Regions from separate parts of the Homo sapiens genome. Here all the other regions are linked to region 2. A link is an interaction called in ENCODE POLR2A ChIA-PET data of the cell type or tissue named here. Cell type or tissue: OCI-LY7. All regions are shown on one strand.

The links. ChIA-PET counts read pairs that join two places held together with the same protein. Peaks named below come from ENCODE experiments on the same cell type or tissue, not always from the same donor. Only the 100,000 strongest peaks of a DNase experiment are listed, where the experiment ranks them.
Region 1: POLR2A ChIA-PET joins it to region 2 with 10 read pairs; 11 of 35 experiments call an interaction of 5 or more read pairs at or near these places.
Region 3: POLR2A ChIA-PET joins it to region 2 with 11 read pairs; 6 of 35 experiments call an interaction of 5 or more read pairs at or near these places.
Region 4: POLR2A ChIA-PET joins it to region 2 with 14 read pairs; 2 of 35 experiments call an interaction of 5 or more read pairs at or near these places.

What each region holds. Positions count from the first base shown.
Region 1 is chr12:14,272,255-14,276,254 of GRCh38, forward strand. No RefSeq gene overlaps it. Among named protein-coding and RNA genes, the nearest start is that of ATF7IP, 91 kb to the right of the region's middle. In OCI-LY7, no CTCF peak of the experiment used is centred here; DNase peaks (open chromatin) are centred at 1,119, 1,487, 1,847 and 3,852; H3K4me3 peaks cover 1,325 bases; H3K27ac peaks cover 1,932 bases.
Region 2 is chr12:14,383,163-14,387,162 of GRCh38, forward strand. All of the region lies in intron 1 of ATF7IP (activating transcription factor 7 interacting protein), which reads left to right. Among named protein-coding and RNA genes, the nearest start is that of ATF7IP, 19 kb to the left of the region's middle. In OCI-LY7, no CTCF peak of the experiment used is centred here; a DNase peak (open chromatin) is centred at 2,129; H3K4me3 peaks cover 3,043 bases; H3K27ac peaks cover 3,103 bases.
Region 3 is chr12:14,278,977-14,282,976 of GRCh38, forward strand. No RefSeq gene overlaps it. Among named protein-coding and RNA genes, the nearest start is that of ATF7IP, 85 kb to the right of the region's middle. RefSeq lists an enhancer at 1,936-2,045. In OCI-LY7, no CTCF peak of the experiment used is centred here; a DNase peak (open chromatin) is centred at 2,125; H3K4me3 peaks cover 1,212 bases; H3K27ac peaks cover 4,000 bases.
Region 4 is chr12:14,928,905-14,932,904 of GRCh38, forward strand. All of the region lies in intron 3 of ERP27 (endoplasmic reticulum protein 27), which reads right to left. Among named protein-coding and RNA genes, the nearest start is that of ERP27, 7.6 kb to the right of the region's middle. In OCI-LY7, no CTCF peak of the experiment used is centred here; no DNase peak of the experiment used is centred here.

The DNA of each region.
Region 1 (4,000 bases), 110 kb before region 2:
AGTTGCTTCCAGGAGTGTTAACTCTACAGCGCTGAGGACTTTCTCTACACCTGAACTGAGGAAAAGCCCTCGGGCAGCATCATGTACTAGCAGTAGGATACCGTCTGCACATATAGAAACAGTAAGTATTGCAGGGATATGAGCATGGTACTGACAGGATCTTCCACACTGGCCAAAAAAATGAGGACTCTGATTCCCTATAAAGTACTGAGATCTAAGAGAATCCAAAAATGTATGATAGCAACTGTCCATATCGCTGACATTCTTTCTTCCTTCCCTGTGGGTAGATGTTTAGTAAATCCCGAAAATGTTCCCTAGGTCTGACTTCATTTTCTTTTCTTTTCTTTTTTTCTTTCTTTTTTTTTTTTTTTTTTGAGACAGAGTCTCCCTTTGTTGCCCAGTGCTACTGGCGAATCTCGGCTCAGGGCAACCTCTGCCTCCCAGGTTCTAAGCGATACTCTTGCCTCAGCCTCCAGAGTAGCTGGGATTACAGGCATGCACCATCACTCCTGGCTAATTTTGTATTTTTAGTAGAGACGGGGTTTCACCATGTTGGCCAGGCTGGTCTCAAACTCCTGACCTCAGGTGATCCACCCACCTCAGCCTCCCAAAGTGCTGGGATTACAGGCGTGAGCCACCGCACCCGGCCCTGACTTCATTTTCATTTACACCCCAATATTAAGCTCTGACCTGTTCTTTTGTTCCTTCAGAATTAATTGTTGGCATCTGAGCCTACAGTCTCTGCTTTAGCAGGCATATGCCAAGGATGTGGTATTAATCTTTCCTCAGCTTTTAAATATTAAATAAGCCTCCCAAATGGACCCTAGTTCTTGCCTGAAGTGGAGCTCTACTTGGCCAAGGGTTTTGCTTTTAGAGAGCTGAAGTGGAAATAAACAAACAGACGGTCAGTAACACTGACGCTTTCCAAAGCTATTAAGTAAACCCTGTTGACACTAGCAATCTTTATTGTTTGTTGTTCGTACATTATGGTTGTCTGATTAGGTAGCATGATTGACTTTAAACACAAAAACACTAAAGCAAGAAGGAATATGAATTAGCGTAGAACTTCTGGACAGGAAGTACATATGTATTAAGGTGTTGTGGTTAAGCTCTCGGGCTCTGGCAGGAGGCAGATTGGGTTACAAACTTGGCATCCCCACTTACTTGCTGTATGACAGTGAGAATATTATTTAACTTCTCTAAACCCATTTCCACGTCTGTAAAATAGAGATAACAACAGTGCTACCTTCCCATGGCTCTTAGGAAGATTTAGCAGGATAATGTATGTGACTCTGTTAGAATAAAGGTGATCTACATGTCATAAAATCCAATATATCAGTCAGGGTTCAGTGAAGGAACAGAGCTACTGTGAGTGTTATTAGGCAAGGGATTTATTATAGGAACTAGTACTTACACAACTGTGGGAGGAGTTGAGAAAGTAAAGATCCGGAAGGGGAAGCTGGAGAAATAGTCACTAAGCAGTCCCCTAAAGCCCTGGGGTGAGCAGACAAGTCGAAGCTTGCAAGGAAATCTGAGAAATCCAGGACATTCATCAGCCAAATTGGTACTGCAAAAAGGGAGCTCACTAAGCATTGTGTGGGAAACCATGCCCCTCTTAAGACACCTCTGTGTATGCTAAGTGTCTGGTGGTGGGCCTGCAACTGCTGTTGACCAGCAGGGCTAGCATTTGGGAAGAACAGCCTGGTGTAGAACAGAGGAAAGTGGACAAGCTGAACCCACTGGGCACCTTGACATCTGTCTATCACCATGCGGCACAATGAAGATCTTCAGAGAGGCATGGCTACCGTTTCACTTCTGCCTTGCAAATTATGAGCAAGCTCCTCGTGAGATCAACTCTAACCTAGGTCCATATAAGGGATTCCGGAAAAAATTCTGCCCAGATTAGTCATGTTGACGACAGAACAATCCAGCATACCCCAAATAATATTGGCTTTAAAAGTATAGTTTATTTCTGTCTCATGCCATACAAGTCTAGACGAAGTCATTCTACAGTGACAGGAACCTAGCTCTTTAGATCTTTTTGCACTACTATCCACAGCAAGCAGCTTTACTCCATAGTCTAAATGGCCAGTGAAGCTCCAAAAATCATGTCGTCATTCCAACCAGCAGGAAAAAGAAAAGAGTAAGTTGGGCTCACACATTCTTTATTTTTTTTTTTTTATTTTTTTTATTTTTTTGAGACGGAGTTGTTTTGCTTGTCTCCCAGGCTAGGATGCAATGGCATGATCTCGGCTCACTGCAACCTCCGCCTCCCAGATTCAAGCAATTTTCCTGCCTCAGCCTTCCGAGTAGCTGGGATTACAGGTGCGAGCCACAACACCTGGCTAATTTTTGTATTTTTAGTAGAGATGGGGTTTCTCCATGTTGGCCAGGGTGGTCTCAAACTCCTGACCTCAGGTGATCCACCCGCGTCAGCCTCCCAAAGTTCTGGGATTACAGGCATGAGCCACCATGCCGGGCCTTCACACATTCTTTTTTTTTTTTTTGAAATGGAGTCTCGCTCTGTTGCCCAGGCTGGAGTGCAGTGGCGCGATCTCCGCTCACTGCAAGCTCCGCCTCCTGGGTTCACGCCATTCTCCTGCCTCAGCCTCCCGAGTAGCTGGGACTACAGGCGCCTGCCACCACGCCCAGCTAATTTTTTGTATTTTTAGTAGAGATAGGGTATCACTGTGTTAGCCAGGATGGTCTCGATCTCCTGACCTCGTGATCTGCCCCCCTTGGCCTCCCAAAGTGCTGGGATTACAGGCGTGAGCCACCGCGCCTGGCTGCCTTCACACATTCTTTTAAACAACATGTCCTGGAAATCTCACAGAGCTGCAAGGGATGCTGGAAAGTGTAGCCTTTATTTTAGGAATTGTTATGTTCAGCTAAAACTTGAAAGAGGAAGAAAGAACCTATCAAGGGAGACGTAGCAGTCCTTGCCACAGTCCTCTCATCCATAAGCTCCTTCTTTTTATATAGAGCCCTCCTCTCTAGGAGAGAGAACTCCAAAGTGTCCTCTAGTTACTGCTTTAAGCTCAAAGTTGAGAAACTCTGGGTGATATGGAGTCATCTCCATCTTATCTAGATGTAGTGGCTCATGCTCCAGAAACTCATAAACAAAGTTATTTATCCTGCCTTTTTGGTCATATTCAGTATACTGTATAGTGGTGAAACAGGAATAGAGTAACCTTAATTAAAATTTCAACTGGAGAAGAGGAAAGCAGGAAACATGTAACACTCACTGGTACTGGTCCATAGGAGTTATCAAACCCTGCTGAGCACTAATTGCAGAGAACTCCCTGGCCTGAGAAGGGAGTTCTTTGATTAGCTCACCAGGCAGCCCTTGGTTCTGCTCTCTGAGATGAGCTTTTTCAATTACTATCCTTGTTGTGGACTGGATTGTGTTCTACCCCAAATTCACCACATGTGAATTTGGGGTAGAACCCAATCCCCCAATGGGACTGTTTTTGTTTTGTTTGTTTGTTTGTTGGGAGATAGAGCCTTTTAAAAGGCAGTTAAGGTTAAATGATGTCATAAGGCTGGGGTCCTAATCACATATGGCTAGTGTCCTAAGAAGAAGAGGAAGAGACCCTAGGGACGTACATGCAGAGAGGAACGGCCATGTGAAGACACAACAAGAAGGTGACCATCTGCAAGCCAAGGAGAGAGACCTCAGGATAAACTAAACCTGCTGATATATTGATCTTGCACTTCCAGCCTCCAGAACCATGAAAAAATAAAGAGTTGTTTAGACCTCCAATCTGTGGTATTTTGTTATGGCAACCATAGAAGACTGATGCACTTCCTGGTCCTTAGCTCTGCTCTCTCAGAAGTTCCTCCTTCATCAGCCTCCTCCATGGCCACATCTGAGACTGGCTTTGCTGAGTCATCCCTTTTTCGGGAGATACACTCTTTATTAAATCCACTTCATTTTTGTGCAGGCTTGGGGATTGCTATAGGGCTATAATAGTCACAGATTTTTGCAGGCAATATAATT
Region 2 (4,000 bases):
TTATTTAATCTTATTGGAGAATTCTGGATTTTCGGATTAGGGATGTCCAACCTGTATTATTAGTAGCCAGCAGCTTTCTCTTGGTAGACTATGTTTAGACTAAGAAAAAAGTAGTCAGGATTTACATTGGAAAAGTATTTGGCAAGAGAAGGGAGGCTTGAAGAAGATATCATCCATTTGACAGTGTGTTCCATAATTTAAATCTTTGTGGATCAGACTTCCTAAAAACACTTTGCTTCCAGAATGTAAGAAAGTGTTCATTAGGCAGCTCTGAATATTTTGGCTATGTGTACCATCTTTCCCCACCCCCCAATTAAACATAGATTCCAGTGCTACAGTAATATCAATTCTGTTCCAGCCTTTCTCAATTTACCAAATCTTGCTTTTGTTTTTAATTATAATTTTTTTTGAGACAGGATCTGGCTCTGTTGACTAGGCTGGATGGAGTGCAGTGGTTCAAGTTCACTGTAGCCTTGAACTTCTGGGCTCAAGTGATCTTCCTGCATCAGCCTCTTGAGTAGCTGGAACTACAGGTTCATATTACCACACCTGCTAATGTTTTAAAAATTTTTTTTGTAGAGACAGACAGAGATCTCGCTTTGTTGGCCACGCAGGTCTCAAACTCCTGGCTTCAAGAGAGCCTTCCGCCTTGGCCTCCCAGAGTGTTGGGATTATAGGTGTGAAGCACTGTGCTTGGCCTAAATCTTGCTTTTAATGAATAGTCTTTGCTTGAGAATCACAGTTGTATTTTTAAAGAATTAATATGGCTTGGATCAAGTTTAACTTTTTTTTTCTGATATACTGAAGTTGTTACATACATTATTCATTTTGCCTCATGGAAAATACATAAGGACCTTTTAAAGATAAGTAATTTAAAAAACTTTTATTATGGAAAATTTCAAATATATACTGAAATAGAATGAGATAATAAATTCTGTGTGCCCATTGCTCAGCTTGAACCATTGTCAAGTCATAGGGCCAATCTCCTTTTAGCTATATCCCTATTACTCCCCTATACCCTTAAAACTTTTTAGTAAATACCTATATTTAGTGATAGATAGAACAAGATACACAGGTTAGCTAGATTTTAGGAAGGTAGACTGAGGAAGAGAGAAAGAAAATGTGGATTCTATTGCTGATGTGAACAGGTTCTCTCTGTGCTTTTGTCCTTCCCTTCTCTTTGATTGATATGTTTCTGCCAACCCACATTTGTTGGAGCTCTTTCAAATTTGTCTTGCTAATATATCTATTAGACTGAGTTTTACTCTTTTTTAAAATTCCCTTCTTTCCATCAGGGTGCCTATAATTCTTTGTTTTTATTTGCTTTTCACTCACATCAAAAAGTTGGGAGGTCTTTGTCAGGGCATGAAATGTAATTTGCCCTGGGACTAAACACTCACCTGGGGATGTTAATGTTTGTGACCATCTGTACTACTGAAGAGAAGAAATTATTTTTATATCTATGGTAAATTACTCAATAAGCTTTTTGCCATCTTCTAGAGATTCTGTTATCAAGGTTCAAAAATTTAATTGTAGGCTTTAACTGTTCTGCTAGATTTGAGCACTTTGGGGCTTTTAGATTCTGTGGAGAAAATCTTTAGCCTTCTATAAATTGAAATTAACTTAATCAATCAAGTCATTTTCAGGATTTAAACAATTTTCTAGAAATTATAAAATTGAAATTCTTTTCATGATAAAACTATAAAAGGTAAAAAAAAAAAAAAGGCCTTGAGCAAGGTTTAACTTTTTTTTTTTTTTTCTGGACTGAAATGGAGGCTTTCTTTCAAGCGAATTCCCTGATGTTTGCTCTGTGTGATTTGGCTCCATCTCTGTAACTGCTAATATGTGGCATGGATTTCAAGTTGTTTGGGATCTGGATGTGCCCAAAGTCTGTATTGCAAGACGGGATTCACAGGCATTATGTTACAAAACTGGCTTGCTGCCTTCTGTTTTCTTTTTCTGTGTCCTGTGTAGCTGCATTGTTTGTTGCAGTATATGCATTAGCTGTTGTCTATGTTCAGTTTCCTGCAGGCTGACAAAGTGGGAGGGGCTTTGTTTGTTACATAGCTGAGTTTTCACTGTGTGAGTTCTTGAGTGCACATTGCAGCCATCTTAATTACACTTTTGTGCAACTGAGACTGTGCAGCTGTCTCAAAATGGCTGCTAACCTAGTCTTTGTAGCTGCTTAGGCAGCAAGTATGTCAGTGAGGAGACTTGTCACATGCATCAGGACCAGAGGTAAGAACCAATTACTCTTTTATCTTAAACATTCTCATTTTTTTCTTTTTTAAAAAGGAATTTAACTGAGTTTACTTAGAGGGGTGAACTTAGAGCTTGGTTTTTAAAAAGTTGAAATGTTTGGTAGAACCTTTAAGCCTTTATTATGGAAACAGTACATAGCATGGTGGGGTCAAAGGTTAAATTCCTGTAATTTCTCACCATTTTATGTTCTGTCATTGCCAGAACATTTGATCACCATAGTAGTGCATTTCTGGCCCTAATTAATGTAATATTCCTTTTGTGTAGGCTATTTTAGTGTGTTTGGTATTTATTTGTAGAAATTAAAACAATATATTATCTGAATAGATTTTTTTTTTAAAGGATCCATAAGTAAGCCTTGTTTTGCACAAAGACTACAATTTTTCTACGGTTTTGTGAGGTATTGTGTGGAAGCTTTTTGGAAAGAAGGGTAATTATATAAATCATGAAAAAAAATTTTTAATACTGTCCAAAATCTTTTTTTTTGGCATTATGGGTTGCAGTTCTTTCTCATCATGCTGCCTCCTCCCAGTATCCAACTCTTTGACATTTTTAATGCTGCTTTGCTTCTTTGTTCAAATTACTTTTTGCTTAAGTTGGCATTCAGATTCAGATTTTGAATTTAGAAATAAATTCACATCTAGTCATGGATACCTCTTTTTAAAAAATATATCTAATGTATTCAAATACCATCAGAGCTGAAGTACTCAGTTAATTAAGTTATATTTTCATTTTAGTCTTAATTCAAACCTGTAGTATATTTAAAAGAAATATAGCTCAATGATTTTGTAAATTTAATTTCAAAAAGTTTAAAAAGCTTTCTTAACATCGTTCTGGAGTAGAAATGTTTATTGAGATACTGTAAGTCTGTGGTTACCCAGAAAGATGGGAGAATGAAATTCTTATTCACGTAGTATTTCAGATAGCAGAAAAGGCATACTTTAAGCAGCAATACTTAAATTGCAGTACCTGTTAAAATATTTTTTAGCTGGTATAATATACTCCTGGTTTTGTCCGTAGAGTATTAAGAATATATCCCTGACTTATATGACATAGAACAGTAAGTTCTAAACTTTCTGAGTAGAGCAGCTTTCTAAAAACAGAAACTTTTTGCATGTTAAACTCTTAGGGAGGATTCCAATATATAAAAGGGATACTTATGGTTTCTGCTTAATTCTGCAAGGCTTAAGAAACAAAAGGACACGTGATATTTTATTGTTATGTACTTATTTTATATTGTAAACTTATTCACATGTCATGTGTATTTAATAAAATGACAATAATTATGCTATTAAGATAAACAAAACTTGGAAACGAGATCGTACATGACAATTATAATCTTGTATTAGATCCAGATCTAGTTCACTTATTTGTAGAACCTTGGCCTCTTAAGGCACTGTGGAATTCAGTTTGAAAATTATTCTAGAATGTGTCTTCGTTATGTTGATTTTTGATGTTCATGAAGATGGAATATAAGATCTATATGTACATGACTTAACAGTTTAAAATTGTTGACTTGTCTCAGCCTTGTGTTTATATTTGTTATTTACATTTTTTTTAAACAAAATAATTGTTTTTCCTAATTAAATCAGTGTCCATTTATTTAGTGGCTTAAAATATATTCTGGGATCAGTATTTATCTCAGTTTCATCAACAGCTTTAGCATTTTTGTTTCACTTTAGTCACTACATTGTAAAATCTTTAGGACTGTCTTATATGACATAGTAGATTCTCATAATTT
Region 3 (4,000 bases), 100 kb before region 2:
GGAAAACTGGAATGGAATTTTATTTGAGACAGGGTCTCACTCTGTCACCCAGGCTGGAGTGCAGTGGCATAATTATGGCTCACTTCAGCCTCTACCTCTTGGCTCAAATGATCCTCCTGCCTCAGCCTCCTGAGTAGCTGGGTCTATAGACGTGTGTCACCACACGTAGCTAATATATATATATACATTTTTTTTTTTTTTTGGTAGAGACGGGGTCTTACTATGTTGCCTAGGTTGGTCTCAAGCTCCTGGACTCCAACAGTCCTCCCACCTCAGCCTCCCAAAGTGCTGGGATTGTAGAAGTGAGCCTCCACACCTGGCCTGGAATGGACTTCTAAGGAATAAAATATATGGGCCGGGTGCAGTGGCTCACACCTGTAATCCCAGCACTTTGGGAGGCCGAGCTGGGTGGATCACGAGGTCAGGAGATGGAGACCATCCTGGCTAACATGGTGAAACCCTGTATCTACTAAAAATACAAAAAATTAGCTGGGCGTGGTGGCACACACCTGTAATCCCAGCTATTCTGGAGGCTGAGGCAGGAGAACCACTTGAACACAGAAGGCAGAGGTTTCAGTGAGCTGAGATGGCGCCACTGCACTCCAGCCTGGGCAACAGACCAAGACTCCGCCTCAAAAAAAAAAAAAAAAAAGTCTTATGTCTGGCATACTTTCTTAAATTTATATTATTAGCATATTTCTTGAATGCTAACCAGTAAAAGCCAAGCACAGATCAATAGTATATTTGTTGTACCACTGAGGATTTGTGCAGTGTGAATAAGTATATTCTATATGCTAATTTTTCTATTTAGGGAGCAAATAAGTATTAATATGACTTTAATAACTGTATTAATTTGTATTCATGCTGTTAATAAAGACATACCCGAGACTGGGTAATTTATAAAGGAAAGAGGTTTAATTGACTGAAAGTTCAGCATGGCTGAGAAGGCCTCAGGAAACTTACAATTATGGAGAAAGTGGAAGCAAACACGTCCTTCTTCACATGGCACAGGAAGGAGAATGAGAGCCGAGCAAAGGGTGAAGCCCCTTATAAAACCATCAGATCTTGTGAGACAAGCATTGGGGAAACCCCCACCATGATTAAATTACCTCCCACCAGGTCCCTTCCTGACTCATGGGGATTATGGAAACTACAATTCATCATGAGATTTGGGTGGGGACACAGCCAAACCATATCAATAACACAAAGAACAGCACGTAAAATTTGACCAGTTCTGGCTGGGCGTGGTGGCTCACGCCTGTAATCCCAGCACTTTGGGGGGCTGAGGTGGGTGGATCACGAGGTCAGGCATTCAAGAGCAGCCTGGCCAACATAGTGAAACCCCATTTCTACTAAAAACGCAAAAAATTAGCTGGGCGTCTTGACGGGCACCTGTAATCCCAGCTACGCAGGAGGCTGAGGCAGGAGCTTGAACCTGGGAGGTGGCGGTTGCAGTGAGCCGAGATCATGCCACTGCACTCCAGCTCGGGTGAAAGTGCAAGACTCTGTCTCAAAAAAAAAAAAAAAAAAAAAAATTGACCAGTTCTTTGCTAATGCTAAAAAAGAAGATTTAGTGATTCTCAACTGGCTATGATGACATGAGTCAGGAAAGTAACATCTCATGGCCCATGGAAAGGTTATCCTACTCATTACTCCACTCCTCAAATACTCTTCTCTCTGTCCCTTGACACCAGAAATTTGTTTGAAAAGAGATAAAGCCTTCTATTTCACAAAGATGTTGAAGAAAAACATAAGACTATTAGAGAGCACACATGGAGAGCTTAGTGAAAAGGTGTTTACTGCCAAACAGAGAGTTCATTTTAGCTCTTCAGGTAGACTTGGGAATGAGGCTTAGGGGAGAAAAAAAATGAGATAGTCTTTGAAGTCAAAATACAGTAAACTAGATCTGTCCCATATTAAGAAAGCAAGGTCTCTGAGTGATGTCATTGGCTACTCCTTCCTGGGTTCATGAGTTATTCAAGCCCAGAGCTGGTTGAAAGTGGTCTATTGTGAGCATTTAGTGCCCATCTCAGGATTACGGCATCCACCTGCCTTGGCTGGGTACGTGAGGACTCCCTTGAGATTACAGTGCCCAGCTTTCATCTGACATAAATTGGGATTATTTGACTCAGTCAAGTCTGAAAGAGGGTTGGCAGGCCAGGTGTCCAGGTCTATTAGGTGAAAGTTTATCACAAGTACAAGACAAAGGCAACTGAAGCTGAGAGTGGCAGAACAAAGCGAAAGTTTCAGTCAAGGTATAAATAACTGATCATAGATCCTGCCGTATTTCTTTTTCTTCTTCTTTTTTTTTTTTTGAGATGGAGTCTTGCTCTGTCGCCCAGGCTGGAGTGCAAGCGGCGCAATCTCAGCTCACTGCAACCTCCGCCCACCAGGTTCAAGCGATTCTCCTACCTAAGCCTCCCGAGTAGCTGGGACTACAGGCGCCCACCACCACGCCCAGCAATTTATTTTTTTTATTTTTATTTATTTATTTATTTTTTTAGTTTTAGTAGAGATGGGGTTTCGCCATGTTGGCCAGGCTGGTCTCGAATGCCTGACCTCGTGATCCACCCGCCTGGGCCTCTCAAAGTGCTGGGATCACAGGTGTGAGCCACCTCGCCTGGCCAGATCCTGCTATGTTTTGTTTGGAAGATAAGAAAGGAAAACAAGAATTTAATAACATTTCTATAATTCAAGCTGTAAGTGAGCCAACAGCAATTGTAGAAGATTACTTGGCAGTGACTAAGCATCCAAGCAGAAACCAGATGCATATCACAGCATGAGGCATTCAGATAGAGATATCTATAGGTGGTCACCTTGCTTCAATTCTACCAGGAGTCTTTCCTTTACACCCTCAGGTGTTTAAGAATCCACTTTTAAATTATAAAAATAAAATTACTAGACATTAGCTAACTGAGAAGGACTTGGAAAATAAAGAAGCTGGAAAGTAGGGAAACATGAAAGGGATGAAAGCATTAGAAAGGGAAGAACATAAGCTTCACCTATTTCACGATCCAATCTGCAACTCTCCTGGTAGTTAAGTTGTGAGGTTTTTTTGTTTTTGTTTTTTGAAACGGAGTCTTGCTCTTGTCGCCCAGGCTGTAGTGCAATGGCATGATCTTGGCTCACTGCAACCTCCACCTCCCAGTTTCAAGTGATTCTCTTGCCCCAGCCTCCCGAGTAGCCGGGATTACAGGCATCTGCCACCACTACCACTAATTTTTGTATTTTTAGTAGAGATGGGGTTTCACAATATTGGCCAGACTGTTCTTGAACTCCTGACCTCAGGTGATCAGCTTCCCAAAGCATAGGAATTACAGGTGTGAGTCAATGCACTCAGCCAAGTTGCAGTATTGACACATGCATGAGTATGTTCATTGCAGCACTATTCAAAATAGCCAAGACATAGAATGAACCTAGATGCTCATCAATGGTGGACTGGATAAAGGAAATGTGTATATATACACCATGGAATACTACACAGCCATAAAAAAGAAGAAAATCATGTCCTTTGCAGCAACATGGATGGAGCTAGAGGCCATTATCCTGAGCAAATTAACTCAGGAACAGAAAACCAAATACTGTGTGTTCTCATGTATTAGTAGAAGCTACACATTGAGTACACATGGACACAAAGAAGGGAACAACAGACACCAGGACCTACCTGAGGGCGGAGGGTGGGAGGAGGGTGAGGACTGAAAAACTGCCTATCAGTTATTATGCTGATTACCTGAGTGACAAAATCATCTGTACACCAAACCCCTGTGACACACAATTTACCTATGTAACAAACCTGTACATGCACCCCTTGAACTTAAAATAAACGTTGGAAAGAAAAAAAAAGTTACAGTCTCGAATTACTAAATTTACTTTGCTGTAAAATCACACAAAGCATTGTTTTTATGTTGGTCAAGTATCAGGTAGTATTCCTAAGTTAATGCTAAAGTAATGTCTTTAGTCGCAGAAGAAAAAGGATTTTTCTGACCCAACCCAAGAAGGC
Region 4 (4,000 bases), 550 kb after region 2:
ATATTTGCAGCTCCTCTAGATACTTAATGCTGCTACCGACCTGTATTTCCAGCTGGCAAGTCTCCTTCATACTTAAGGCTTTGCTATTGCAACCACCAAAATCATCATCATTATCATCATAATCAGGACTCGTTTAACATTTGATGTGTCTAAATGCTTCCTGACTATTTTTCTAGGAATTCCTAGGTCTGGTGCCTGCACCTCAGCTCACATCGCTGTGCATGGATCAAGAATCCCCCCCTCCCTGTACTCTTTTCCGGGCAGTCCTTCATACTTCCCAGAACAGGGAGAACAAGAAAAGCCAGTTACTCTGGGTGTTTCTGGACTTAAAGAATGCACTAAATTGGAGGCAGAGGATGTTAAGTGGTGATAACATTCTCTAAGAAGCAAAAGAGCTTTAATAAAAGCCACTCTCCTGCAGTCTCTCCAGTTTGTTGTACTTCTTTTAAGAAAACATGCCCGATCTTTCATTATTTCTTAAACTAATAAACTCTGGAACATTCATGTTTAGGGTTTCTGGAAGCAACATTTGAACAGGAAATCTCCCTCTGTAAAGGGAATTATTTGCATAATGCACTGGAAAGAAAATCCAACCCAGGAACCAAGAGTTGGAAAAACCTTTTAAAATGTCTTTTTTCAGTTTTATGGAAAGAATTTTACTTAAAATATCATATTTTTATTTCAGAGAAAAGAGGCAGCAGAAGAAAAACAGAAATAGTAAACTGGAAATATTGCTACCTTAAAACATAATTTTGAGTTTCCTCAAGAGTATCTGAAGTAGATTTTTTTTGTTGTTGTAGACACTACATCATACCAATCACTCATTTTCTGTTCATTAGTATTTCAGCTATATTCATTTGAATTCCCATGGAATTTTCTAACAACCCAGATTTTTATAAAATGTATTAAAATTGTCTTAGTTTATGCCACAGTTATAGTATTAAATGTCTTTGGTGGCACTGAGAAATCATTTGTTAAACAAAGGTCCTCACGTCCTCGGTTTGTTTTTTTAAAGCTGTTCAGCTTATCATATATTTAATAAATATATACTTTAAAAAAAAGTTTCATCATGGACACAGGTAGGGGAACATCACACACCAGGGCCTGTAGGGGGATAGGGGGCTGGGGGAGGGAGAGCATCAGGACAAATAGCTAATGCATGCGGGGCTTAAAACCTAGGTGACGGGTAGATAGGTGCAGCAAACCACCATGGCACACGTACACGATATAACAAACCTTCATGTTATGCACATGTATCCTGGAACTTAAAGTAAAATGAAATAAAATAAAATAGAATAAAATAAAAAATGTTTTATAATCTGACATATCTTCTTGCATTTCTTATCAGTTTATTCTCATGCACGAGTTTCTTCTGATTCTCTTTGTCTGGTGAGGTAAATTTCTTATAATAGTTACCCAATAAATAACTGTAAAAGGAATAAAGGATGACTGCACTGTGTTTTCATTACTATCCCATTAGGTCAAAGTTAGGTTAATTATGTTTCTTTAAATAGTAGTGACTGAAAAAATCCAAAGCAGGGTAAACATTCAAATAATATTTCAAATTCCATTTTAGGACAGGCTCATAGTTTATTTAACCTGGGAGTTACATCTCTGCTAGGGCAACAATAAGAGTCCTGTTGAAAAATTTGAGAGTTTATATGCTGTTACACTCACAAAAGACAGGCTGTGCCCTCACACAGCAAGACTGTTATATGCAACTTATGGTTTCATGAATTTTACCTAAATTCTTCCTGATTACATTTATATAGTTGGCCTGCACTATTTTTGGAGAATATTATGTTGCATAAATACAGCACTGGCTGGCCTTTTATTGCTCCAACATTTCAAGCATGAGTAATATCCATTTATTGTTATTTTTTCAGTTAATCATTATTTCAGCTTATTTCTAAATATGTTCTTAAAATGGAAAATTTTGTAAATTTAGACAATATATAATGTCTAGATTAAATCTTGATAAATAATTCTGCAGTTTGATTAAGGAATGCTAGGAGGCTAGAGGAATAAATTAAGAGAAAATAGTTGAAAGAAAAAAAGTAGGCTTTAGAATGAGGGACATTAGATAGAATTCAGTGTAAAAACAAAGTTTATCTTCAGGGTCAAGTGCTTAAGAAAGCCACTATAATATAGTAAAAAGGGTATGATTTGTAGACAGCAATGCTGGGTACGAATCAGACATCTGTTACTTCACAGTTGTGAGATTTTGGGCAACTAAACCATTCTCTCATGGAAATTTCTTTATTAAAAATGCAGGAATAATAAAAATTACTTCATCAGATTCTTGTGTGAATTAAATGGTCAAATATTGTAATAGTGCCTATCATAGATTAGGCTCTGAAAACAAACAAGCAAACCGAACAAACTGGATCCAGAAAATTTTCAATAGGTTCACGTTTCCCAGTGTAAAATAGGATAGTCTTGGTTGATGTTCCCTTTTCAAAAAAAAAAAAAAAAAAGTGCTCCAAACTCTTGAATAATGGTCCTATTAAAATATGTACTAAAGTTTTGAAAGTGTAAACTGTGAAAAAAATATTTATCTGAAAGCTGGCATGACAAAAGTTGAGCTTCTTCCAGCTCTGCCAGTGAAGTAGGGCAGGAACCATTTTGTTTGTTTTCTGGTATGGCACATAAATAATCTTGCCCACAGAGGTCCCAAGAGTTCATTTAGACTAGGTCCGTCACTAGCGGTAAACAAAAAACAGATGTTAAAGAAGACTGAAAAACTGAGAAGTCATCAGTGAAGCTTTATGAGGAATAAATTGTAAGCAACGCCAGTGCTCCTGTTAGAGGATGTTAAACCTGTAGAGATGTTGGAAGCAACGGCACTTGTTTTTCTTCCCCATGTGCGTATCTTGGTGGTACTAAGCCTTTTAAATCAGGCCTTATAAGACCGACAAACGAAAAACTGAGAAAGAAGTAGGTGTGGAGTGTAGCTTATTAGAATTTTTGTATTGAAGGATTTCTACCAGTGGTTCAATGGCAACACGAAAGGCATTTGCCTAACCTTCCATATATTCCTCATCAAAGCTTTTCACAGAAGAATTTGATTTAATCTTATTTCACACTGGTGAGAATGCAAACCAGCAACCACTGTGCAGGTGGGAAAGGGGTTGCTGAAGGGAGCTCACACAACTTCAGACATGCTTTTGGAGGTGAGTTTAGTTCCCCAAGCACCCTCCGAGTGCCTTTAAGGTGCCAGAGGTGTATTATAGCCCTTTGAATACAAAGATGAATAAGTCATCGTTTCCAGCCTTGAATAGGTCATGGCCTAAGAGGGTAATAGAGGAGACAGATACGTAAATATATGATATGAATTATAAAATGGTATATGAAAATAGAGATAAGGAGTTACATATAGAGGAATGCTTAGGCCCATTTGGAGATTCCAGAGATATTTCCTGAAGGGTAACATTCCTGAACTGATTCACTGGAGTATGAGAAGGAGTCATCTGGGTGAGGCTAGGTGAAAGGGGACCCTTGGCGGGTGGTGGCATTCTAGACAGAAGGAATAGTCTAGGCAAAATCATGGAATTGGATGATCATTATGTGTATAGTTGGCTACTGAGAGGATAAAGCCCAGGGTGGAAGCTGGATGGAAAAAGGACTAGAGAAGCAGGCAGTGGGGCAGGCCAGCAAAGCCTATTTGTAACATTAAATATCTCATTTTTGATTTTTAAGAAATGAGAAATGTTGAAGAGTTTTAAAGAGAAGAGTGCTATGGCCAAATTTCTATCTTAAATACATCATTGTGATACCATTTTAGAAACTGTATATAAAGTAGTAAAAGGAGATCTGTTCAGAAGCTAATGAAATTGCTTATGCTTAGGCTAAGAGCCTAAATACAGAATGAGGTAGAAGGAGTGGAGGAGAATATAGATTCAAGATAGAAGATACAACTGGCAAAAATGTAAGACCAAATGAGCATAGCCACTTAATAAAATAGTATCTTAGATGGAGGAATATGATTAGCAGGTGCAGA